Linked DNA regions of Homo sapiens: all the other regions are linked to region 1. Evidence: chromatin contacts called from ENCODE Hi-C or POLR2A ChIA-PET data. All regions are on one chromosome and are shown on one strand. The core of a region is the stretch at or near the end of the contact, and the rest is flanking DNA. Distances in the headings are between cores, read along the strand shown. Region 1 holds the start of PBRM1 (polybromo 1). Region 2 holds the start of ABHD14B (abhydrolase domain containing 14B). Region 3 holds the start of RPL29 (ribosomal protein L29). Region 4 holds the start of TKT (transketolase).

What was found. Hi-C counts contacts between places; a loop is a spot of excess contacts on that map. ChIA-PET counts read pairs that join two places held with the same protein, here RNA polymerase II (POLR2A). Pooled maps may share reads with other maps.
Region 2: a pooled map shows a loop between it and region 1 (5-fold over the local background). The contact joins the promoter of ABHD14B here to the promoter of PBRM1 in region 1. A Hi-C loop is called at or near these places in 1 of 168 maps with a recorded cell type or tissue (sciatic nerve) and 14 of 50 pooled maps. POLR2A ChIA-PET finds 5 or more read pairs at or near these places in 2 of 52 experiments (HCT116 and activated T-cell).
Region 3: a loop to region 1 is called in a pooled map, with 10 times the contacts of the local background. The contact joins the promoter of RPL29 here to the promoter of PBRM1 in region 1. A Hi-C loop is called at or near these places in 1 of 168 maps with a recorded cell type or tissue (sciatic nerve), 1 of 37 single-sample maps with no recorded cell type and 12 of 50 pooled maps.
Region 4: a map with no recorded cell type shows a loop between it and region 1 (11-fold over the local background). The contact joins the promoter of TKT here to the promoter of PBRM1 in region 1. A Hi-C loop is called at or near these places in 1 of 37 single-sample maps with no recorded cell type and 8 of 50 pooled maps. POLR2A ChIA-PET finds 5 or more read pairs at or near these places in 1 of 52 experiments (T-cell).

Annotation. Positions count from the first base shown.
Region 1 is chr3:52,681,408-52,687,268 of GRCh38, forward strand. It overlaps PBRM1 (polybromo 1), which reads right to left and starts at 4,506. Exons shown (of 32, transcript NM_001405607.1): 1 at 4,342-4,506. GNL3 (G protein nucleolar 3) reads left to right here and starts at 4,625. Exons shown (of 15, transcript NM_014366.5): 1 at 4,625-4,698; 2 at 5,362-5,420; 3 at 5,839-5,861. The coding sequence starts at 4,686. RefSeq lists silencers at 4,093-4,242, 4,313-4,462 and enhancers at 4,100-4,788, 4,783-4,852.
Region 2 is chr3:51,970,885-51,976,745 of GRCh38, forward strand. It overlaps ABHD14B (abhydrolase domain containing 14B), which reads right to left and starts at 3,165. Exons shown (of 4, transcript NM_001146314.2): 1 at 3,081-3,165; 2 at 576-814. The coding sequence starts at 786. ABHD14A-ACY1 (ABHD14A-ACY1 readthrough) reads left to right here and starts at 4,180. Exons shown (of 17, transcript NM_001316331.2): 1 at 4,180-4,320. ABHD14A (abhydrolase domain containing 14A) reads left to right here and starts at 4,180. Exons shown (of 5, transcript NM_015407.5): 1 at 4,180-4,320. The coding sequence starts at 4,252. RefSeq lists enhancers at 2,354-3,290, 3,324-3,503 and silencers at 2,734-2,883, 3,104-3,273, 4,104-4,483, 5,089-5,383.
Region 3 is chr3:51,994,422-52,000,282 of GRCh38, forward strand. It overlaps RPL29 (ribosomal protein L29), which reads right to left and starts at 1,474. Exons shown (of 4, transcript NM_000992.3): 1 at 1,436-1,474; 2 at 1,004-1,048; 3 at 621-685. The coding sequence starts at 1,040. RefSeq lists an enhancer at 1,419-1,578.
Region 4 is chr3:53,253,566-53,259,426 of GRCh38, forward strand. TKT (transketolase) reads right to left here and starts at 2,457. Exons shown (of 14, transcript NM_001064.4): 1 at 2,271-2,457. The coding sequence starts at 2,377. RefSeq lists silencers at 2,054-2,743, 5,008-5,302 and an enhancer at 5,008-5,302.

The DNA of each region.
Region 1 (5,861 bases), core at 3,256-5,755:
TTGAAGTTGGCTAAAAGTAGTTAAAATCGTCAAAAGGCTTAGCCAAAACTTAGCCAAGTTTTGCTGATTTTTGTTCATTTTATAAAAAGCTGATCAACAGGACTCAATTCATTAAGATAAATTAAGGACCAATCCCTTTTAAACAATCTATGACAAAGACACAAGTGAATTTGATGAACATAAGGAGGGAATCTTTGTGGAAAGGATAACAAAAATTTAAGAAAGGTGGAAGGAAAAAGTCAAGGAAGGACAGAAAAGGGAAAGGGTGTAGATAATCAGTAATTTACCAGCTTTACCAGAGCACAACCAGCGCCTCGAAAAGCCAGTCTCCTCATTATGTCTGAAAGCCAAGTGAAGCCAGTGGGAGAAGGAAGGGCTTTAGAAGTGCTGATTCAGTGTTAGTATATTCAAAACTGAAAAAGAAGAACAAGGCAGAGAAGGGGGAAATAGAAAAGAAGGGTCAGAAGGAGTAAAAATGAGTACGAATAGATAGAAAACATTCAAATAGAACTGCTAAAGAAAGATAAAGAGAACTGGAGAAAACAGGCATATCAGTTCTCTTGTACCTATCAAACAAACTGCTGCAAAGGCTCAGGCACTAACAGTACCTGACAGTTCTTCCATTTTAAAACCAAATGCTTTCATATGTTTAAAGATGTCTCATTGAGGTTCCCCTTTACTCACATTAGGAATGACTGTCAATTCCAGGAATGAGGCATGCCTGCCCAACTGCCCCCTAGTCAATAAGAGCAGAGTTCAATCACAGAGCTGGAATGGAGAGTGAATACATGTGGGAGGCTCACATGTGACACCAAGTGTTGGCAAGCTGGAACAAACCAAGAATGGCTCATGTGAGCAAAAGGTCTGGAAAACACCCTCCCCCACAAAAAAAAAATTCAGAGAAAGAACATTTATTTCCAAAAGTCCTATCTGCATTGGAGACACCATATAAAAATTTGACAAGGTTAAAAAAAAAAAAAAAAGGGCCAACCATTTTGGCAGGAGTTCAAAATTACTTTTATAAATAATCCACTGAAAATCAAATGACAAAAAAATACATTATCAGCATGTGTATGTCGTTCGGATGACACAATATCCCAATATCCTTGAATCATTAATTTACTTTGGTAAGATAAGAAAAAGTTTCAACTTAAGGATAATTTTCAAGTATTTTCTTATCCATGGGACACATTTTAAAATGTATTTTGAAAGTCTGACAAGAAGGGCAATGTTATAAGGTGGGAGAAACAACAGGACCTTTGCTCCTAAGACCAGAATAGGAGTCCTAAGTCTTCCACCTCTGATTATCAGCTTGATGTTGTCTGATTAGTTGATGTAACCTCTCAGATCTGTTTCATCTCTAAAATAAGAACGTAATGCCGGGAGTGGTGGGTCATGCCTGTAATCCCAGCACTTTGGAAGGCCGAGGCCAGTGCATCACTTGGAGTTCGAGACCAGACTGGCCAACGTGGTGAAACCCTGTCTCTACTAAAGAAAAATACAAAAATTTAGCTGGGTGCGGTGGCTCATGTCTGTAATCCCAGCGCTTTGGGAGGCTAAGGCGGATGGATCACCTGAGGTCAGGAGATCAAGACCATCCTGGCTAACACGGTGAAACCCCGTCTCCACTAAAAATACAAAAAAAATTGGCTGGGCTTGGTGGCACGCACCTGTAATCCCAGCTACTTGGGAGACTGAGGCAGGAGAATCGCTTGAACCCGGGAGGCGGAGGTTGCAGTGAGCCGAGATGGCACCACTGCACTCCACCCTGGACGTCAGAGCAAGACTCTGTCTCAAAAAAATAATAAAAAAAAAAATTAGCTGGCTGAGGCAGTGCATGCCTGTAAACCCAGTTACTTGGGAGGCTGAAGCATGAGAATTGCTTGAACCCAGGAGGCAGAGGTTGCAGCAAGCCGAGATCATACCACTGCACTCCAGTCTGGGTGACAGAGCGAGACCGTCTCAAGAAAAAAAAAAAAACAACATAAAGTGAAATCACTTCTGCATGTTCCCCAGGCACAGGAACAGCATATTCATTTTTGTAGACCTGTCTTACAGGATAGTATTTGGTATAGGTTATGTGCTCAGTTTATCTTTTAATAAATGTATTAAAAGTGCACTTAGGGCCAGGCACAGTGGCTCATGCCTGTAATCCCAGCAATTTAGGAGGCTGAGGTGGGCAGATCACCTGAGGTCAGGAGTTCAAGACCAGCCTGGCCAACACGGTGAAACCCCGTCTCTATCAAAAATACAAAAAATTATCTAGGCAAGGTGGTGGCATGCACCTGTAATCCCAGGCACTCGAGAGGGTGAGGCACGAGAATTGCTTGAACCAGAGAGGCAGAGATTGCAGTGAGCTGGGATTGCGCCACTGCACTCCAGGCTGGGGGACAGAGTAAGACTGTCTCCAAAAAAAACAAAAAAAAAGTGCACTTGAGACCTTCAAAAAAAAAAGTTTATTTGTATAGTTTAAAAGTCCTCAGCCAGGCACAGGGGCTCATATCTGTAGTCCCAGCACTTGGAGAGGCTGAGGCAGGATGACCGCTTGAGGCAGAGAGTTCAAGACCAGACTGGATAACATAGATTGATCTTTTCTCTACAAAAATTAAAATTAGCTGGGTGTGGTGCTGCACATCAGTAATCCCAGCTACTTGGGATGCTGAGGTGAGAGGACTGCTTGAGCCTAGGAGCACAAGGCTTCAGTGAGCCATGATCACTTTACTGAACTCCAGCCTGGGCAACAAAGTCAGACCTTGTCTCAAAAAAAAAAAAAAAAAAAAAAAAAAAATGCCTGTAAGCATCCCTTCAGCAATTTTGTCTTTCCATGAAGAGGAAAGACAGATTCCAGAGTTCAATGCCAAGTTTTAAAATGGCCTTGATTACAGTTACAAGTTCAAAAGTCTAACAATCAATAATTTATAGTGGACAGTTAAGAATACTTAATAATGTGCAACTGGGAGAATATCGACTTACTATAGACAAACAGTGTATTTCGACCGTTTATGAACTTTAGCCCTCTCCTATATTTCTAGTAATATTTAGCAATACAATACATGTTTAAAACAAAATCTTGGAAAACAGGACTCAAAGGAAAAAAAACACCTATAAACCTACTTCCAAGAAAAAAACCACTCTTAACGTTGTCATTCGGTTTTTGGTATTTATGCCTTAGTTACCTATTATTTTTTACCAAAATGTTAACAAACCACATATATTATTCTACAGCCTGTGTTTTAGTGAAGGTTCTTCCAAGTCAACATTCTTCCTCATGATGTTTGATGACTTGATAGTAATCTATCATATAGATACACCACAATTTACTTATCTTGGGAATTTTGGTAGGATATTAACATTTGAGGTATTTTGTACATTCCCAAAGCCAAAGAAAGCGGTCAAGGCCCTTCCATTCATCCACACATAAACTCTTTATTGTTTTAATTTGAAACACCTCTTCAAAACATATTTTCCAATCTTCCATTTTGGAGCTCAAAATCAAATATGGGCGACCTGTAAGTAATAAAGCAAAAATTATGCTACTCTTTTATGTGCATGAGTCCAATTTGCACTTTTTGGGGAAAAGCACATAGCCAAATGGAGAAAAAAATAATACCTAAAATTATTTGTCAAGAATCCTGTGTTGGAAAGTAAGTTAATTAAAACAATTCACCCCAACATACGCTTCTATAATTATTGTAAGAATTTCTATATCCACTATACCGTGTACTTATTTTTCAGGGCTTTTTCTATATTTTTGCAACTCTTTCTTCCCCTTTAAATTAAAACTTATTATAATAACAAAACTGTGCTTCCCCAAACCAAGAAATATACACAGTTCCCAAAATCCCGGATTCTTTGTGGTGTTGAGAAGCTGAAATATCTGGCCTCTACTATAAATACAAGTCCCATTGATTAAAATACCCGGAAAAAATACGGAAAGAAAATCACTAAGAGTTTGTGTCGAACCGTCAAGAAACCACAACAAAAAAAAGAGGCCCTGAGCAACGGAGGAAATGAAGGACTTTCCCGACCTGTCACTGGTATTGGGGACTGAGGGAAACGTTGACAGCTTTGAAGCTGCCCCGCGACGAGCGGGAAAGAGGAGCGCGGGGAGTTTCCGACCCGTAGTGCGCCTTTGTCCCTGCCGGCAGGTGCGACAAGGCTACTGGGCCCATCCGGAGGCCAGCCGCCGCGCCCCGCCCAACCCCGCGCGCCCGGCCCGACCCGCGCGTCCCCACGGCCGGGGCGGGGCTTCCGCCGCGGCTCCCGCCCGCCCGGGCCCACACAAAGGCCCGGCAGCTGACCAAGGGGGAGCGGCCCCACCCGCCCTGGGCCCGGCCTTACCCAGCCGCTCCGCCGCCTGCAGCCCCGGCCGCGGTCACCGACCGCCGCGCCCCGCCCCGTGGCCGCCACGGCTGCTGCTATTGCTCCTCCGGCCGCGGCCGCTGCCGTCGCTTCGGCACCCGCCGCCCTCACCTCCCTTACCCCTCCCGGTGCCGCCGCAAAACCAGTCCCGCGGCCGCCAAGCGATCCCTGCTCCGCGCGACACTGCGTGCCCGCGCACGCAGAGAGGCGGTGACGCACTTTACGGCGGCAGCGTAAGTGCGTGACGCTCGTCAGTGGCTTCAGTTCACACGTGGCGCCAGCGGAGGCAGGTTGATGTGTTTGTGCTTCCTTCTACAGCCAATATGAAAAGGCCTAGTAAGTGGGGTCGGGAGGCGGGCGTGGAGGGACCCACGTCTGGAAGTTGCTGCAGCCACCACGACGCTCTTCTACGGCTACGGCTTTGTCTCTGCTGGTATGGGGGTGGGAGCCTACGCGTAGGCCTTGGCCCTATTTCCTGGTAGAACCGAGAGTTGGAAGTCCCTACGGCGATCATGTTAACCGCGCGGGCTCATTCTGCGGAACGAAGCCGGGCAGAGGGTGGGGAAGACTAGGCTAGATTTTCGTAAGGAAGCAGCGTCTGAGCCAGGTTTGAGGCCCAATATTTTCTTTCCGTGGCCACGTGCAGACTGGCCCAGGTGAGAGCTGAGAATCGCCTCCCAGACTCAGTGTTCCTCTCCTGCCTTATGATTCGTGCTGTTTGACACGAAGTGGTTGTCGTTTTGTGTCTCATACGCTGTTGTGTATGATCCCATTCTAATATTGTGAGGGTAAGTGCAGGGAATTTTGACTCCATTCTGGATCTACTGAATTTAATTCTCTGGGATTTGAAAGTAGCACGTATGTTTGCATTAGGCATTTCGCATTAGACTTAACGTTAGGTTTGGTAGCCAATAACACAAGAAAAGGATATAACTCCATAGTGCGTTAACCCAGAACTAATCATTTGGGTTAACAGATTTGTGATGTGTTTCTTTGTAGAGTTAAAGAAAGCAAGTAAACGCATGACCTGCCATAAGCGGTATAAAATCCAAAAAAAGGTAAGTGTAGTGCTTGAGAGAGCTGTACCAAACACATTGCTAAACTGATTTTGCCCTGTTCCTTTGCGGGAAAGTCTGGGTTAATGTGATTTGGTTTTGGGAAATGGCATTGGATAGACTGACCATGGGCACAAGCTCTTAGGCATCAGGAGTGCAGCTGTGAGAAAGTGCAGTGATTTGGTGATAAGTCTCTAAATTTGTTCAGCATGTTAATCTCTGCATAGAGAGCCTTCTAGTTACAATTTCTTGCTGTTTTATACTTACATATGCATTACTTTGTAAGATTCCAATTAAAGCTCCATTTTCCTAGGACATTTTATAGGCATAACTAAATTGCAGCCAGATTGGTTTCTCACTTGAATTCTGCTTAAGTATAAAGATATTTTTGTAAGCAGACAAAATCTCTTTATTTTAATAGGTTCGAGAACATCATCGAAAATT
Region 2 (5,861 bases), core at 1,915-4,414, 710 kb before region 1:
GACAGGCAGTCTGGGCACTGATCCCATCTACCCTAGAACCCAGCTCAGGGCTTTGCATGTGGGATCACAAGTGGGGGCCTGGCCACCCACCAGGCCCTGCCTTGTCCCCCAGAAGACTCAGGTCTCACTCCTTAGGGCTTCCAAAAGCCTATGGTTATTATTCAGTCAAAATACTTTACTTCCAATTGGCTGAGCACCGATTACTCTGTGTCAGGTACTAGCCACATACTCACATGGATTATCTCATTCCATTCTCATTAGAGCGAGCCCAAAACATGAGTGTGGTTATCTCCCATTGCAGATGAGGAAACAGAGGCTCAGAGACACTGAGACAATGCCCAGGTAACAGTGAGGAGCAGCTGGGCGGTGAGGACCACATCTGGATCAAGACTGCTCAGAGGCCCTTGCAGTGTGCTTGACCAAACGCTGTCAAGTTCAGGGCCCAGCCTGGCTGGGTCCTCCAGATCCCACCGCCCCCACCCCTGGAGTGGGGAGGGGCTACATGTTATAGGAACCTGGCCCTGTCCCTAATGAGACCTCCCCAAACCCTGCCCAGAAGCCTGCCCCTTAAGTACCTGGCAGGTCAATGGCCACAGCCCGGTAGCCAGCCTGGGCCAGCCTGTGCAGTGTACCCAGGTTCTGCCAGGTCTCGGAGGAGAAGCGAATACCATGCAGCAGCAGTACAGAGAAGCGAGCCTGCCCACTGCCGGGCAGGGCCTCTCGGAAGAAGAGGGCCTGGCCCTGCACCTGGATGGTGCCCTCGCGCTGCTCCACGCTTGCTGCCATGCCTGCTGCTGCTGTGCTGGTGAAGGGCCTGTGGTTCAAAACCACGATGATGAGGGGCCACAGAACACCCTGCCCAGGGTGGCAGTCCCAGAGGAGCAGCAAGGAAGCCTCCAGGAGGTTTCCAGAACTTTAAGAACATGCCTTGGGGTCAGGAGGACATAGGTGTTATTTCTGCCTCTGCCATTTACTTTAGTGTGTAACCTGGGGCCTCAGCTTCTTGATCTGAAATATGGGAACAATAAAGCCAACTTCAAGAATTAGCAATTTAATTAAAAGTTTAAGAAAAATTATCGGCCAGGCATGGTGGCTCACGCCTGTAATCCCAGCACTTTGGGAGGCCGAGGCGGGTGGATCACCTGAGGTCAGGAGTTCAAGACCACCCTGGCCAACATGGTGGAACCCCGTCTCTACTAAAAAGAAAAAAAAATTAGCCAGGTGTGGTGGCACGTGCCTGTAGTCCCAGCTACTCAGCAGGAGAATCGCTTGAACCCGGGAGGCAGAGGTTGCAGTGAGCCGAGATCGTGCCACTGTGCTCCAGCCTGGGTGACAGAGTGAGACTCGGTCACAAAAAAAAAAAAAAAAAAGAGCCAGCTGATGGTCACATGTAACTCTCATTAGGCCAGGCGCGGTGGCACACGCCTGTAATCCCAGCATTTTGGGAGGCCGAGGCGGGCGGATCACCTGAGGTCAGGAGTTCGAGATCTCCCTGATGAACATGCAGAAAGAAACCCCATCTCTACTCAAAATACAAAATTAGCCAGCTGTGGTGGCACACGCCTGTAATCCCAACTACTTGGGAAGCTAAGGCAGTAGAATTGCTTGCACCCAGGAGGCAGAGGTTGCAGTGAGCCGAGAACGCGCCATTGCACTCCAGACTGGGCAACAAGAGAAAAACTCCATCTCAAAAAAACAAAAAACAGAAAAATTATCAGTGGGGGTGCCTGCTGTAAAACCTCAATATGTGGTGGGGCTCCATTACAATTACTGTTCTTATTCTCATCGTTATTATCCTTTTCTATAAATGGGGATAATTCAATAGTACTAGCTCATAGGTGGTTGATAGGATTAAATAAGGCCATGCATGTACCATGCCTAGCACGTAGTAAGGGCTCAGTGCTCAATCAACGGTAAGTTACAGGTCATGAGTTGTCAATGCAGGCCAGAGGGAGCCCAAATTGGGGTAAAAAGCCCATTTTATTTTATTTTATTCTATTTATTTATTTTGGGACAGAGTTTCACTCTTGTTGCCCAGAATGGAGTGCAGTGGCATGATCTCGGCTCACTGCAACCTCCACCTCCTGGGTTCAAGCGATTCTCCTGCCTCAGCCTCCCGAGTAGCTGGGTTTACAGGCGTGCGTCACCATGCCTGGCTAATTTTTTTTTTTTTTTTTTTGAGACGGAGTCTCGCTCTGTCGCCCAGGCTGGAGTGCAATGGCACATCTCCGCTCACTGCAAGCTCCGCCTCCCGGGTTCACGCCATTCTCCTGCCTCAGCCTCCCGGGTAGCTGGGACTACAGGCACGCGCCACCACGCCCGGCTAATTTTTTGTTTTTTTTTTTTTAGTACAGACGGGGTTTCGCCGTGTTAGCCAGGGTGGTCTCGATCTCCTGACCTCGTGATCCGCCCGCCTCAGCCTCCCAAAGTGCTGGGATTACAGGCGTGAGCCACCGTGCACGGCCTAATTTTTATATTTTTAGTAGAAACGGGGTTTCATCATGTTGGCCGAGCTGGTCCGGAACTCCTGACCTCAAGTGATCCACCCACCTTGGCCTCCCAAAGTGCTGGGATTACAGGCGTGAGCCACCGCGCCGGAACTAAAAGCCCATTTTCTTCGGTTTTTTTTTTTTTCTTTTTTTTTTTTTTAAGAGAAGATGTCTCGCTCTGTCGTCCAGGCTGGAGTGCAGTGGCGCAATCATGGATCACTGCAGCCTTGACCTTCCTGGGCTCAAGTGATCCTCCCGGCTCACCCCCAGTAGCTGGAACCACAGGCGCGCTTCCACACCGGAAAGCCCATTTTCTAGAGGCGGAAACCGAAGCGCCCAGTGGGAAAGGCGACCCGCCGGGGATGCGGGGTGCTCAACGCGCTGCCACCTGGGGCCCAACGCGTTGACCTCGCGGTCAGGTTGCTTCCGCGGACTACGGTTCTGGCTCGCTAGCTCTGGAAGGGAGCACCGGGAGGGAATGGTGGCAACTCCCAAGGAGGGGACCCAGGGATCCGAGAAAGGAAGACTTGGGGTAGGTGGGGTTGGATTTTGACTGGAGAGAAGAAAGGGTCAGGAGTGCAGGGCGGGTACCTGGGGAGCTGCGTGGACTCGCGCAGACGGGAAGCAGGCGCGTGCTGGCGGTGACCTGGGGCCGGAGGAGGAACGCTGGGAAGAGGCCGGGCCCCATCCAGCGGGGGCGGGGACTGGGCCGTGCTCCGGGGCGCCCTCTTGTGGCCACAAGCTCGCAGCGTCCATAGACTCCGCTAAACTCGTTCTCACAGCGGCGTCAGTTTCCCAAAGCCTCTCGGTCTCACATGCCCCAAACGCGGTGCTGAGCACGGTTTCGAACTCTTCAGCGACCTGCCCCACATGGACATGGAGCAGTCTGAGGAGGAAAGTTCCTTCGGGATCGCATCCTTGCTGCTGTCTTCCTGCTCCCCATCCCCCTTATCCCCAGCTTGAACTGCCCAGGGCAACTTGTTGGCCTGGCACGGAGTTGAGGCCCGACAGGTTTGAGTGCGAGGCTCCGCCAGTGTCCAGCCAAGTGGCCTTGATCGTTTTCCCAATGCCCCCGAGCCTGTTTCCTGCCAGTAGAGCGGGTCAGATGTTGCCAACCTCTGCAGAGTAGCAATAAGCAGTAAACGCCACGCTCTGCACAGCCTCCCAGTGCTGGGCCTGGTCGCCACGCGGAGCCTTGGGCTGGGACAGGCCAGACGTTGGTAACACATCGCCAACCAGGGCAGGCGCCATGAGTAGACGTGAACGAGCCCAGGGCCAGCCCAGGCTCTGACCGTGGGTGTGCGTCGGGGAGGGGGTGGGGAGGAGTGGGTAGGAGTCAGGAAAGTGGGTCGGCCAAGACCTGGAGCTGCTGCATAACAATATCTGGCATTTACACAACGAGGCCTCTGCTCCGGACACTGTTCTGAGGCTTGACCCGTCCTTAAGAACCTAGGACAACCCTGTGCGGTGGGTTTTATCCTTAACTCCATTATACAGGCCAGAGAACTGAGCCAGGGTGGAGATGTTCCACTGAGAAGAAGCCACATGGCTCTCCGCCGGCTCTCAAGCCAAAAACAGTTCCGAAAATCTGGGCGGGGAGCGGGCCAGAGAGCGCTGGGGCTCTGCCCCCAGCACCCCCTCCACGCAGACGACTCGGTAACTGGGTTGCAGGCCCGCGGCTGCGGAGTGCGCAGGCGCGCCGAGATGGCCGCGCTCCTGGCCGCCTAGAGCCGGAGCGGCCCGCGGAGCTGCGGAGGCAGCCATGGTCGGGGCGCTGTGCGGCTGCTGGTTCCGCCTGGGCGGGGCCCGCCCGCTCATCCCGTTGGGCCCGGTGAGTCTCCCGGGGGAGGGAGGCCGGCCGGTGGCCCAGGGGAGGGCCGTCTTTACCCCGCCCCTTGCCCCGGCGCCCCGGGGCAGAGTCCCGCGGAAGAAGCAGACGCTGGGGCCGCGAATGTGCATGTGCGCGCGTGTAATGTGTGTGCGCGCGCAGGGTCTGCATATGTTCTTGGGGGTCTGGGTGTATGTGTACGCTTGTGTGTCTGCATGGTGTCCGTCAGTGGGTTTCTGCGCGCTTATATTTTTGGGGGGGGGGTGTGTTCGTTGATGTCTGCCTGCTTGTGTCAGCGTTATGTCTTCCGAGTGTATTTCTGTGTGCGTGTGATTTTAAGGGTATGTGTCTACCTGTCTGCGTGTGTGCATTTCTGGGGGTTTGTGTGTGTGTGCGTGTCTGCTTTCCTGTGCATGTGCCTTTCTTGTGTGAATGTGTAGTCTTACGGTTGTGTGTATGACCGTGCTTGAGTATTTCTGAGGATCAGCCTGTGGTTTTCAAAGTGTGCATCTCCATCAGTCTCTCTGGCTTCCTGATGCCTGACTGTGTGCGTGATGTAGAGGGTACCATTACAAGGGATTAATTGCACACGGGCCAGTGTGTGTGCAAAGAGGCTGCATGTACATGCAGGGAATAGCTTGTGCAAAAGAAAAGCGTGTGGGGGCAAGACTCGTATTTGTGCGTGTGTGCACCTGTGTGTCATTGTCAACGCATATTCCAATGACCTAACCCGGGCACAGTTTACCCTGCCCCCCGCAAACCCCCGCAGGCGGCCAGCTGCAGGTCCACTACAATTTCCTAGTACTGCGGGCACCCTCGGTTGCCAAGGCAACAGCCTAAGCCCCGCCCTTCCCGCTTTGGAGAAGCGCGGGGGCGCCCCGAGTGGGCAGCAAGGAAATGTCCCTCGCGCCCGGTGGGAATCTGGACTAACGCCCAGTTAGAGACGCGCGTCTGAGGTTGTTAGTGGTCTGGAAGAAAAGAGGAACGCGCTCTTCCTCCACTAGGTCCTGGTTTTCCAGAAACAGCAGAAAGGCGGCTGCTGCTGTGGCTCACAAGCCCCCCGACCCCGAAGCCTGGGGATGCGGGCTCAGGAAACATCCCCAAAACATCCCGGAGGGATGAATAGGAACCAAGACGGGCCCCCGGCTCCTAGTTCGGGCAGGCGCCCAGTTGGCACTCAATAAAGATGTGCTGGCCCGGCGCGGTGGCTCACGCCTGTAATCCCAGCACTCTGGGAGGCCGAGGCGGGTGAAACACGAGGCCAGCAGTTCGAGAACAGCCTGGCCAACATGGTGAAACCCTGTCTCTACTAAAAAATACAAAAATTAGCCGGGCGCGGTGGCGGGAGCCTGTAATCCCACTATTCGGGAGGCTGAGGCAGGAGAATTGCTTGAACCCGGGAGGCGGAGGTTGCAGTGAGCCGAGATTGTACCACTGCACTCTAGCCTGGGCGACAGAGCAAGACTCCGTCTCAGAAAAATAAAAATAAAATAAAGATGTGTTTGCTGGACTCCTGGAAGGAAGCAGGCGTGCTCATCCTAGGC
Region 3 (5,861 bases), core at 224-2,723, 690 kb before region 1:
GTTTTTTCCTGACATCCCCTCAGGGACACCCCCTCCCCTCTTTAGAAGAAGGTGTCAATTAAATACCAAGTCTGGTCCAAAAGACTTATAGCCAAGGTGGGATATGGGGAAACTGAGGCTCAGAGTTTGTGATTCACTCCACGGAACAGAGAGCAAAAGTAAAGGGAAGGAACAGACTGGGGACATGCTCAGCTCTCCCCTAGACCCTCCAGCCTTCTCAGCTAATCCTTAGAACCCCCTGACACAGGAAGAGAAGCTGACCCCAACTCCAGCACTGGGTCAGATGGAGGTCATAAGGCTGGTCAGTGTGGGAATGTGCCCTGCACGCACTCAGACAAGGCCACTCCTTACCCTAAGTGCCACTGCCAAGCAAGGGAGATAGCCAAACTGCCCTCAGGAGGCAGGTTACACCCTGACCAGAGGGTTACACTTCAGGCTGTGGAGACCAAGGAAAGCTTTATTATGGGTCTGGTAGGGTAGAAAAAGGAATTGCAGGCTTTGGGTGGGCCAGTTAGGCTGTGCTCAGGCAGAAGCCAAAGCTAGAGAAAAACTACATGAGAGGCCTTGACTGTGCACCTGGAACCAAGAAAAGACACTTCCATGTGATTCAGTGCACTCACCCCCTTAAGAGATTCGTATCTTTGTGATCGGGGTTTCTTGATACCATTTCTGTGCCATTTTCGGGCTGTGGGAGAAAAAAAGGGAATTAAGCCAACAAAGAACTTTCCTCTAATAAGACCACCCAACATCACAGCTGGCAAGTCTGGGAGAACCAACACTTCCTACAGCAGCTACACTTGAGATATGGGAAACCCTTACTACTAAATGCAAAACACTCTGTATCTCAAGTAGATCTCTAAACCTATAAACCCTAAAGTTATTACTGGGTGAAATCAATCAGCCTCAGGCCCACAATGGAAACGTGCCCCTTCATCTCTGTCCCAGTTTGCCTGAACCAGTCCTTGCCAGGGTCTGGGATGTAGGCAGGGCCCAAAAAACTTACACTGGTTGTGTGTGGTGTGGTTCTTGGACTTGGCCATGTCTGCACCTGGAAGACAAAAGTGGAGATCAGGGTTAAGGGCTCGCCAGGCTGGGCCACCTCTGCCCCCCCCATTCTGGTCAGAATGAGCCTGCAGGCAGAGAATGTGCAGCCTCCACGAGTCTCGGCTTACTCTGCACGACCAAACGCCAGTCCTGGCCTCCCAAACCCAGGTAATGATGCCCTGAAATCAACTCCTTACCCCCGGAAAGCTGCATTCCCCAATAAAGTGGCTTTCCCTGCCATCCCCCTCCTAGGACCTAGAAGCACCATTCCCACCCCGCAGCTTTTGCTCCCGACAGACACACGGTCGGTCACCAGTCCTCTCCGCAGCCCGCGCCCCGCCGCCACCCGTAAGTCGCGGATGGCATCGGATGCCGCGCGGCCAACACTCACCATAAGCCGCGGCTCCCGAAGCGCCTAGAACCGGAAGAGAAAGGGGCTGCGGTGCAGCACGGGAAATAGGGTCAACAACGCCGGAAAGTACTACTGGAAAAGCTTCCCCAGGCTCCGCGAAGAAAAGTTCCGAAGCCCGGAAGAACGCAAGCCAGACGTGGAGGCGGTGCTACGAGCTTGCCTCCGCCCCCTTCAGGCTGCCTCCTCCCTTCTCTGTTTCTCCAGGACCTGTCTCTTAAGTCTTATTCAAGATACTGAAAAAGAAAGGAGTCCTTGAGGGATGTTGTTGGGCAAGAAGATCTGTGTTCTTTTTCTTTTTTTTTTTTTTTGAGACGGAGTTTCGCTCTTCCACCGAGGCTGGAGGGCAGTGGCACAATCTCGGCCCACTGCAACCTCCGCCTTCCGGTTTCAAGCGATTCTCTTGCCTCAGCCTCCCGAGTAGCTGGGATTACAGGCGCCCACCACCACGCCCGGCTAATTTTTACATTTTTAGTAGAGACGGGGTTTCACCATGTTGGCCAGGCTGGTCTCGAACTCCTGACCTCGCGATCCGCTCGCCTCTGTCCCCCAAAGTGCTGGGATTACAGGCGTGAGCCACCGCACCTGGCCGATCTGTGTTCTTAAAAGCACCCCTGTAATCCCAGCACTTTGGGAGGCTGAGGTGGGCGGATCACGAGGTCAGGAGTTCCAGACCAGCCTGGACAACATGGTGAAACCCCATCTCTACTAAAAATCCAAAAAAAAAAAAAAAAAAAAAAAAAAAATTCACGGGGCGTGGTGGCACGTGCCTGTAATCCCAGCTACTCTGGAGGCTGAGGCAGGAGAATTGCTTGAATCTGGGAGGTGGAGGTTGCAGTGAGCCAAGATCGCACCATTGCACTCCAGCCTGGGCTACAGGGCGAGACTCTGTCTCAAAAAAAAAAAAGAAAAGCACGCCTGACTCTTTCGTGGAGAAGGAGCAGAGGGGAGGAAGGAGAGAGGGCTGCCTGGACCTGAGGGAGGACAGTGGGAATGCAGAGGAGTGGACAAAGAAAGAGTACTGGACTTGGGACACAGAAGATGAGGGAGAAAAAGGAGGCAAGGATAGCCCCTATGTCTTTGGCTTGACAACTGGGTGAATGGTGGGCTGTTTACAGAGATGGAAGATTGAGTGGGGAGCAGGGGCTTTGTTTGTTTTGTTTTGAGGGGGAATGATGAGCCAGATATTTTTGTTGGATGCATTAAATGTGAGATGCCTGTTGGACATCAGAATTGAGAAATTGTTGCCTCTAACAACTCTGTTGCCTTCTCCACCTCTTCCCCCTATAGTTCATTTTCCACACGGCAGTGGGGCTTGGGGACTTGTTTTAAGATACAAATCAGATCCTGTCCCTTAAATCTGCAAGGACATCCCCTTGCATTGAAGATCAATTCTTTACCCACTTGACCCTGACAACCTCTGTCATTTACTTCTCTCCAAACGCATTGCCTTTCTTTCCTGCCAACCACAAATGTGTGTTCTGCCTCAGGACCTTTGCACTTGCTATCCCAGCCACCTGGACTGCCCTTCTCCCTGCTTTTTGGATGGTGTGCTCTTTCCTATAGAGGCCTCCCTGGACTCCATTATCTAAAATAGAGAACCACTGCCTCATCTCACCAGTGATTCTGTGTCCTCTCATGGTTTCCTTTCTTTTCTATTCTTTTTTTTTTTTTCTTTTTTTTAGACAGTCTCACTCTGTCTCCCAGGCTGGAGTGCAGTGGTGCGATCTCAGCTCACTGCAACCTCTGCCTCCCGGGTTCAAGCGATTCTCCTGCCTCAGCCTCCTGAGTAGCTGGGATTACGGGCGCACACCACCACTCCCAGCTAATTTTTAAAGAATTATTTTTAGTAGAGACGGGTTTTCACCATGTTGGCCAGGCTGGTGTTGAACTCCTGACCTCAGGTGGTCTGCCCGCCTCGGCCTCCCAAAGTGCTGGGATTACAGGCGTAAGCCACCGTGCCCGGCCATGGTTTGCTTTCTTTATAGAACTTTCCCAGACTCTAATTGCATTGTTTACTTAGTTGTGTATGTGTCCATTATCATAGGAGCCCAGAGTTTGGGACTGGTTTGATCACCTTCATTTTCCCACTGCCTAACTCAGCATAATGTAGATAGAGCAAGAGCTTAATAAACACATGCCCAGTGAACGTTCCTTGACAAGCCAGGTTCGTGGAGTGACAGACGCATACTGCAGAGGTTTAGGGAGTGAAGCGGAAAGGAGGTTGTGGAGGCAGGACATGTGGATGACTCATTACCAAAGCATTCCTGAGAAAGGGGAGAGAATTCTGACAGGTGTGAGTTGGGAGAATGAAAAGCAGGCTTATATACTGATGGATGATCTGGTGCCAAGAAAGAAACAGCTGAGCCCAGAGGAGAGTGTCTCTGCAGGAATAAAGTCCCTGTGGGGTGCTGAGCACAGGTAGAGAACCTGGTGGGCAAAGACAGGGGCTACAGGAGGTGGGGGTGGTGTGATGCCTGACAGCAAGTCAGGACTTCAGCTCAGGAAGTTGAAGAGGTGGCTGTGGAGACTGGGACAGGGAGGAGGAGGTCTGACTGCCACATCCTTGAGAAAGAGAAGCCAGCAGGGTAGAGGCTGACAGCGGGGGCAGTGATGACTTTATTTATTTACTTTTATTTATTTTATTTATTTATTTATTTATTTTGAGACAGAGTTTTGCTCTCATTGCCCAGGCTGGAGTGCAATGGCGCGATGTTGGCTCACTGCAACCTCCACCTCCTGGGTTCAAACGATTCTATTGCCTCAGCCTCCCGAGTAGCTGGGATTACAGGCACCTGCCACCATGCCCAGCTAATTTTTGTGTTTTTAGTAGAGACGGGGTTCTACCATGTTGGCAATGCTGGTCTCGAACTCCTGACCTCAGGTGATCCACACTCCTTGGCCTCCCAAAGTGCTGGGATTACAGGCGTGAGCCTGTAATCCATGTCCAGCCTGTGATGACTTTAAAAGAACCAGGCTGCCCTGCTATGTGGCCTTCCAGCTGGGTAGCGACTCCCGCAGCTCCTAAAAAGTGAGTAGTGACTTGGTTTAGCTAGACTGTTACGACAGAGGCAGAAAAAGCAGTGAGCAGAAAGCCACGGTCTGACGGGGGAGGCAGATTCAGAGATGGACGATGGTCATGCAGTACCACTGGGGCTGTGTTAGGGATTGGCCCAGAGTTAAATCCCAGCTGTTAGGCAAGGGGGAGTCAGTGACAAGAATGAGGAACTTTGGCTGTGACCTGAGGGGACCTGTCCAGGAGCCAAAGGGGACCATGACCTGGAGCCACTGACCTGTCATGCTTTTCTTTTCTTTTTCTTTTTTTTTGAGACAGAGTTTTGCTGTTGTTGCCCAGGCTGGAGTGCAATGACACGATCTCAGTTCACTGCAACCTCCGCCTCCCCAGTTCAAGCGATTCTCCTGGCTCAGCCTCCTGAGTAGCTGGGATTACAGGCGCCTGCCATCACACCCAGCTAATTTTTGTATTTTTAGTAGAGATGAGTTTTCACCATGTTGGTCAGGCTGGTCTTGAACTCCTAACCTCAAGTGATCCACCCACCTTGGCCTCCCAAAATGCTGGGATTACAGGCGTGACCAACCACGCCTAGTCCCTGTCATGCTTTTCAAAGTGGGATGGATGGTAGGGTCATCCATGTCTATAAAGATAGTATTCTTTCTAGGGATAGTTTTCTTTATTTCTCCCTTCCTTCCTTTCTTCCTCCCTCCCTCCCTCCCTCCTTTCTTTCTTTTCTTCCTCCCTCCCTTTTTCACTCCTCTCTTTCATAAATGGAAACTTACACTATATGAACTCTTCTGTAACCTGATTTTATGCATTTAGTCATAATTTGTGGACATCTTTCTCTGCTCATGAAAATCTTTTGTAATCTTAATCTATTTTACATATTTTGAAACATTATTTTGAGAAGAGGTCAATAAATATCACCATATGTCAATGGAGTCTCTGGCACACACATACAAAAAGGCAAAGAACTTAACCTTTCCTCTAGGGTTGACACACTCTCACCCTCCATGAGTGAGTGGTTCTTGCTCCATCTCAAATCTGCCTGGAGGCCGGGCTCCACTTGCCTCCTCCATGGAGTAGACTTGGGCAGAGCCACTATCTGGACTCAGCAGAGCATAAGCCAGGTCTCTCTCAAATGCCTTGGGCACAAGGCAGAGAAAGATGTGAGCCTGGGTGACAAGATAGGGCTGGATGGGGCTGGATGTGATCAGCCCAACCCATGTGGCCTGCAAGGGTGTTGTCTTGACCAGGCCTTGTCCAGACCCATTACCCAATTCAAAGCCCGAGTAGGATCCCATAGTGTCTCCTCAGCAAAGTGATGGGGTTGGAGACCCCTGGGGTTGTTTTTGCAGTTCCTGTCACAGTCCCAGGAGTATATGGGGACCT
Region 4 (5,861 bases), core at 1,207-3,706, 570 kb after region 1:
ACCAGCCTGGCCAAGATGGTGAAACCCCATCTCTACTAAAAATACAAAAATTAGCCGGTGCGGTGGCGGATGCCTGTAGTCCCAGCTACTCAGGAGGCTAGGGCAGGAGAATCAGTTGAACCTGGGAGGCAGAGGTTGCAGTGAGCCAAGATTGTGCTGCTGCACTCTAGCCTGGGCGATAGAGCAAGACTCCATCTCAAAAAAAAAATTTTTTTTTTAAGCTATGGGGTCTCACTGTGTTGCCCAGGTTGGTCTGGAACTCCTGGGCTCAAGCAATCCTCCCACCTTGGCCTCCCAAAGTGCTGTGATTACAGGCATGAACCACCATGCCCTGCCAAGAAGCATTCCTGACAGCATGAGCCCCAACCAGACAGTACGGAATGGCCACCAATTCCCAGCCTGGGCAAGTAACTTAACACACTAGCCTCAGTGTTCCCGTCTATAAAATGTGAATACAACACAATCTATCTCACAGGGTTATTCTCAGGATGCAACAAACGATGATGCTGTGTCATACCAGATACCTACTTGGCAGCTCAGGAACCCTGTAAACATCTGCATGTTTTATCTAGCCCTGAAAGATGCTCAGATGTGCAATACTACTTAGTTGGGTAATTGCTGCCTCTCTCCAGCTAGACCTCAGACCCCCTGAAACGGCCAAAGGTAGCAGGTCCAACAGTACCAAATAAGCAATACAAGGCCTGCAGAGCTACCGTGTGCCAGGCTGGTGAAAGGGGAGCTGAGAGTAAGCCAGGTCCCTGCCCAGGCAGGGGATACCCCACATAAGTGGTAAGACTGACACAAACCCAGGAGAGCTAACAGGTCCAAAGTGTGCAAGGCAGTGGGTGGGGGAAGGGCTTTGAAAGACATCTAATCCCTTCTGAGAACAGGGTGTCTTAGAGGCACAAAGGGTGAATGCGTATCCACCCAGAAAGGTGAACAGATTTACTTCTTAATAATATATCCTGAATGAAATTGGCCAGAAGCCAGAATCTTGTCTGTCTGAAACAGAGCTTGTTTGGGAAGGTCCCGAGAAATCATCCATCACGCAGCCCTCACAACCCTGTCATGAGCCCGGAGCACTGCTGGCACTGTGGCCTCAAAGCAGCCTCCAAGTAGAGCACTGGAGTCCTTGAAACCACCCAGCGTGGTTAAGTGCCATTACTGTCCCCGCTTTACAGAGCGGGAAGCAGGCTCTGAAGTAATTCACTGACTGACCCCCTCACCCACCCCACTGGACACCTCCAGCTGCATGCACGGTGGCCCTCATTAATTATCCCTGTCTCCGCTACAGAGGAGGCTCCTTGGGTGTCCACCTTCTGGGCCAAAAGGGCTGGCCAGGGAAGGATCTTGGGGCCTAGGCACGCCAGCTCCTGCCTGGGAGATACAGCACCTGGTGGCTGGCCCTGCCCCAGGACGTCACTCCCGGCGCTAGGGCCCTGGAACTCCGTCCTTCCGGCGCTCAGCCTTCTCAGTCTCCTTGCCCTCCGCCTCCTCCCGCCCCAGGTCAAATCTTAGACCTCCTTTTCACAATGGATCCCAGGGTTCTGCACCCACGTGCCACCGCCCTCCTCCCCTCTTCCCCCAATCAGCCCCGCCGCTGCCTGGCGTCTCAGCAGCCCCCTGCTCCAAACTCGGACCCAACCCAGGGGTGGCAGGAGACAGGGGTAGGGGAGCGTAGTCTGAGGTGGGGAGAAGGCCGGGCCCCCGAGTCTCCTGCAAGAGGAATTAAAAACAGGGTCTCTAGAGTCGGACTGCTGGGGCTCAAATCAGATCTCCCTGTGTGTAACTTTGGGTAGCTGACTAACTCGGAGCCTCCGTTTCCCCATCTGGAAGGGGGAACACTCCCGGCGGCGCCCACACAGCCAGGTGGTGGAGAGGGTTAAGAGGGCCGCGTTCTGTAGAACAGCAGTAATGGTGGCCTTCCCGGCATCACCCTAGAGGGTACTTGGCGAGTCGCGAGCCCATCCCCCGCGCCACCATGCAGCTGCGCGGCCGGCGATCCGCGTGGGGAAGAGCCGGCCTGAGGCGCACGGAGGACCAGAGGCCCACGCGGCCGAGCCCGGGCGTAGGGCGAGTGTGCGGCGCAGCGGAAGCCGCCTGCAGCCCGGGGCCCTGCGAGGCGCGCGTCTCCGCCCTCCGACGGCGCCCGGGCCACCTTCCTCGTCTAGGCATCTCGCAGCGCGACCCAGAGCCCGCGGCGACTCTGGCCGCCGCAGACGCCCCCCGCCCCGCCCGAGCCGCGTCCCCGGCCGGCGCCGCGCACTCACCCAGAGCCCGCCGCAGTGGTGGCCTGGATGGAGCTGATACGTAGGCGGTTGGCCGTGTCCTTCAAGGCCTGCAGCTTCTGCTGGTCAGGCTTGTGGTAGCTCTCCATGGTGCGGCAGGCGGGGACCGGGCGCACACGCGGACACACAGAGATAGCGGCTGCTCCCGCGGCGACAGGCGGCTGCCGAGGCCGGGCGCGGGGCGGGGGCGCGTTAAGTCGCCGGGCGGGGCGGGGCGGGGATGGGAGAGGCGGGGCAGGGGGAGGAGGCGGGGCTCGGATCACCCCAGGCCTTCAGCCCCGCCCCGCCTGGGGCCGCCTCCTGCCCGCTCCCCTCCCCTAGGCGCTGGGCCGCTGCGGACTGCGAGGTTAGCAGTTAACCACACACACCAATAATAATAACATAACGAACAACTCAGGATTCGAGTCTGGGCTCCTGACTCGAAAGCCTCTCAGTCTCCCTCCTCCACACAGTCCTCCGTGGACTTGTCACGGCGAATCCCATTTTAGAGATGGACAAACTGAGGCTTGGCAAGGGCAATCAAGGTCACAAGGCTGGTGGGTGCCAGGCTTGGCCCCAGCCGACCAACCCCAGGCCCAAGAGACTGCAGGACTTAATTTTGAGACTGAGTTTCGCTGTTGTTGCCCAGGCTGGAGTGCAATGGCATGATCTTGGCTCACCACAACCTCCGCCTCCTGAGTTCAAGCAATTCTCCTGCCTCAGCCTCCCTAGTAGCTGGGATTACAAGCATGCGCCACCACACCTAGCTAATTTTGTATTTTTAGTAGAGACGGGGTTTCTCCATGTTGGTCAGGCTGATCTTGAACTCCCGACCTCAGGTGATCCGCCTCGGCCTCCCAAAGTGCTGGGGTTACAGGGGTGAGCCACCGCACCAGGCCCTATTTCTTTTTTCTAATAATTAAAAAACTTGTTTTTTCTTTGAGACGGGGTCACCCATGGTCACCCAGGCTGGAATGCAGTGGAGTGATTACAGCTGCCTGAAGCCTCAGCCTCCTGGGCTCAAGTGATCCTTCTGCCTCAGCCTCAAAAGTAGCTGGGACCATAGGTACACACTACCACGCCCGGCTAATTTTTGTATGTTTTGTAGAGATGGGGTTTTGCCACTTTACCCAGGCAGGTCTTGAACTCCTAGGCTCAAGCCATCTGCCCTCCTCTGCCTCCCAAAGTGCCGGATTATAGGTATGAGCCACCATGCCCAGCCACTCAGGGCTTTAGAGCCCTGCACAGGGGATGGGGATTATTGAAAATGAGAATAGGATAGTGGTAGCCATGACAATGCCAGGTGATGATAACTGAGAAATTACTAGGGGAAGATCCTTTACAAATTATTAGGGCCTAGAAACACTACTGACTTTTAGGGAGATTATTGGGTTTGCTTCCAGGTCTGTAGGGACAGGGGCACCCACCACTACTGTTATCAGACCCCATGGTTCCCAGAGGTATGAAGCTCCCCAGAGTGGGATTAGGGAGGGGACTTTCATCACAGACACTGTTTCATTCAATCTGCCCACCACACTTGGCCAGTGAGGTACATACTGCCTACAATGCCTATTTTACAGAGGAAGAAGCTCCATTTGACAGAGGAAAGATAAAGGCAAGACCCTCAAACGGATGGCTGGGCAGGGAGCTAAAACCCTGAGAGATCCAAGAGGCACCAGTGGCCGCCCTGTGTCCTCTGTGTCCTCCCTGCATTGCCCATACTCAGAGAGCTCTGGCTCATGAGGCGATTGACTGAATTTGAGTGAGTCCCCCAGCTCGCCTCCAGGTGCTCCTCTGCTGGCCTGACCCCCAGATGCCCAATCAGACCCTAAGTATGGCATCCCATAGCACCTGGCTCCTGCTGGCCCAGCCCGCAGAGGCTGGCCCTATGGTGTCTGGCTGGTGAGGGCTATGGGCTAGGATTGGAGGGGGGCCCCACAGTGTGCCACCCTCAGATGCCTGGCAGGTGCCACCTCTGCCCTCAAGCTGCTCACTGTCTGGAAAAAGGGCAAACCCTTGAAACCCTTTGAAAGCTCTGTGCCTTCCAACTCTGTGGCCCTTAGAGCAGTGGCTCCCTAAGGGAGTGGACTCCATTTCCCCATCTGCCTAATGGGACTCATCCTTATCACTCTGGTCTCTGACAATGGCACAGAACTCACCATGGCTCTGGGGACCTAGGAGTAATGGAAAGAAAATTGTCCCCTCCCCACCACCTGGAGCTCCAGGGACCTCAGGGAGGCTCTCTCTCCTCCTGGTGTTCCACATGAATGGGGCCTGTGATACTATGATATGCATATACAGGCCCCTGGCTTAGAACTGCCCCCAACCCTTGTTATACCACTGGGGTGCTTTAGACCTCAGGAGCAGACCCCAGAAACAGAGTCTCTCAGGCCTTCTCCTACCTTCCTTTCACCTGCTCCTTTCTCTCCCCATGGCAGGATCTTCTCCTGCCGGTCTGTCTTGGAGCTGGCCATAAGTAAGTTCTCTCACCTACCTCGTGTAATTGTAGGTCATTAGACCCCCATGAGAAGGGGTTCTGTCCCATACCCATGAGGAGGGAAGACCAGAGTGGGTGCAGAGTGATAAGGATGAGTCCCGTTAGGCAGATGGGGAAATTGAGGCCACTCCCTTAGGGAGCCACTGTCCTAAGGGCCACAGAGTTGGATGGCACAGAGTTTTCAAAAGGTTTCAAGAGTCTGCCCTTTTACCAGACAGTGAGCTTCACAGAGAGGTCAAGAAGAGTCAGGACACACAGGTCTTGCGGGGTTTCCCCACTCAGTCAGTTAGTATTAGATCATATACTTTTGGTCTAATCACATTTCCACAAGGTTGTCAATCATGTCTGTCCAATGAAATGTCCATGAAAGGCTCAAGAGGACAGGGTTCAGGAGCTTCTGGACAGCGGAACACGTGGAGGCTCACAGGAAGGTGAACAAGAACTCATCCACGTGCTGGGAGGGTGGAACATTCCAGCTCCATGGAGACAATGGCTCCTTCACTAGGGACCTTTCCAGGCCTCCGCCTATGTATCTCTTTGCCTAACTGTTTCTTTGTCTCCTTTAAAATATCCTTTGTAACTAACCGATAAATGTGCTTTCCTGAGTTTTGAGAGCTGCGCTAGCAAATTAATTGAACCCAAAGAGGGAGTGGTGGGAACCCCAACTTGAAGCTGGTCAGTCCCAATCTTGCGACTCATGGGAAGGAGGAGGTGCTCTTGGGGGACTGAATCCTTAACCTGTGGTTTCTGAGGCTATCTCCAGGTAATTAGCATCAGAATGGAATAGAGTTGGAGGACACCCAGCTGGTGTTGCTGCAGAATTGGTTGCTTGCTTGGTGCATGGGGAGAAACCCCCACACATTTGATCACAGGAGTCTTTTGTGTTAATTGTTGTGGTGTGAGAACAGAGGAAAAACAGAGTTTGAGTGTTTTCCCTTTCACAGGGCCCAAGGGTTCAGCCTTATTTCAAGAGCTCTTGGTCTTCCTGAAGGTCAGCTTCAGAACCAGAATCCTAGGCTAGCTGGAGGTGTTGCTAGCACCCAGTTTGTCCAGGGTGGTTCCCTTGTCCCCAGGTCCCAGGGTCTTTATTCGAACCC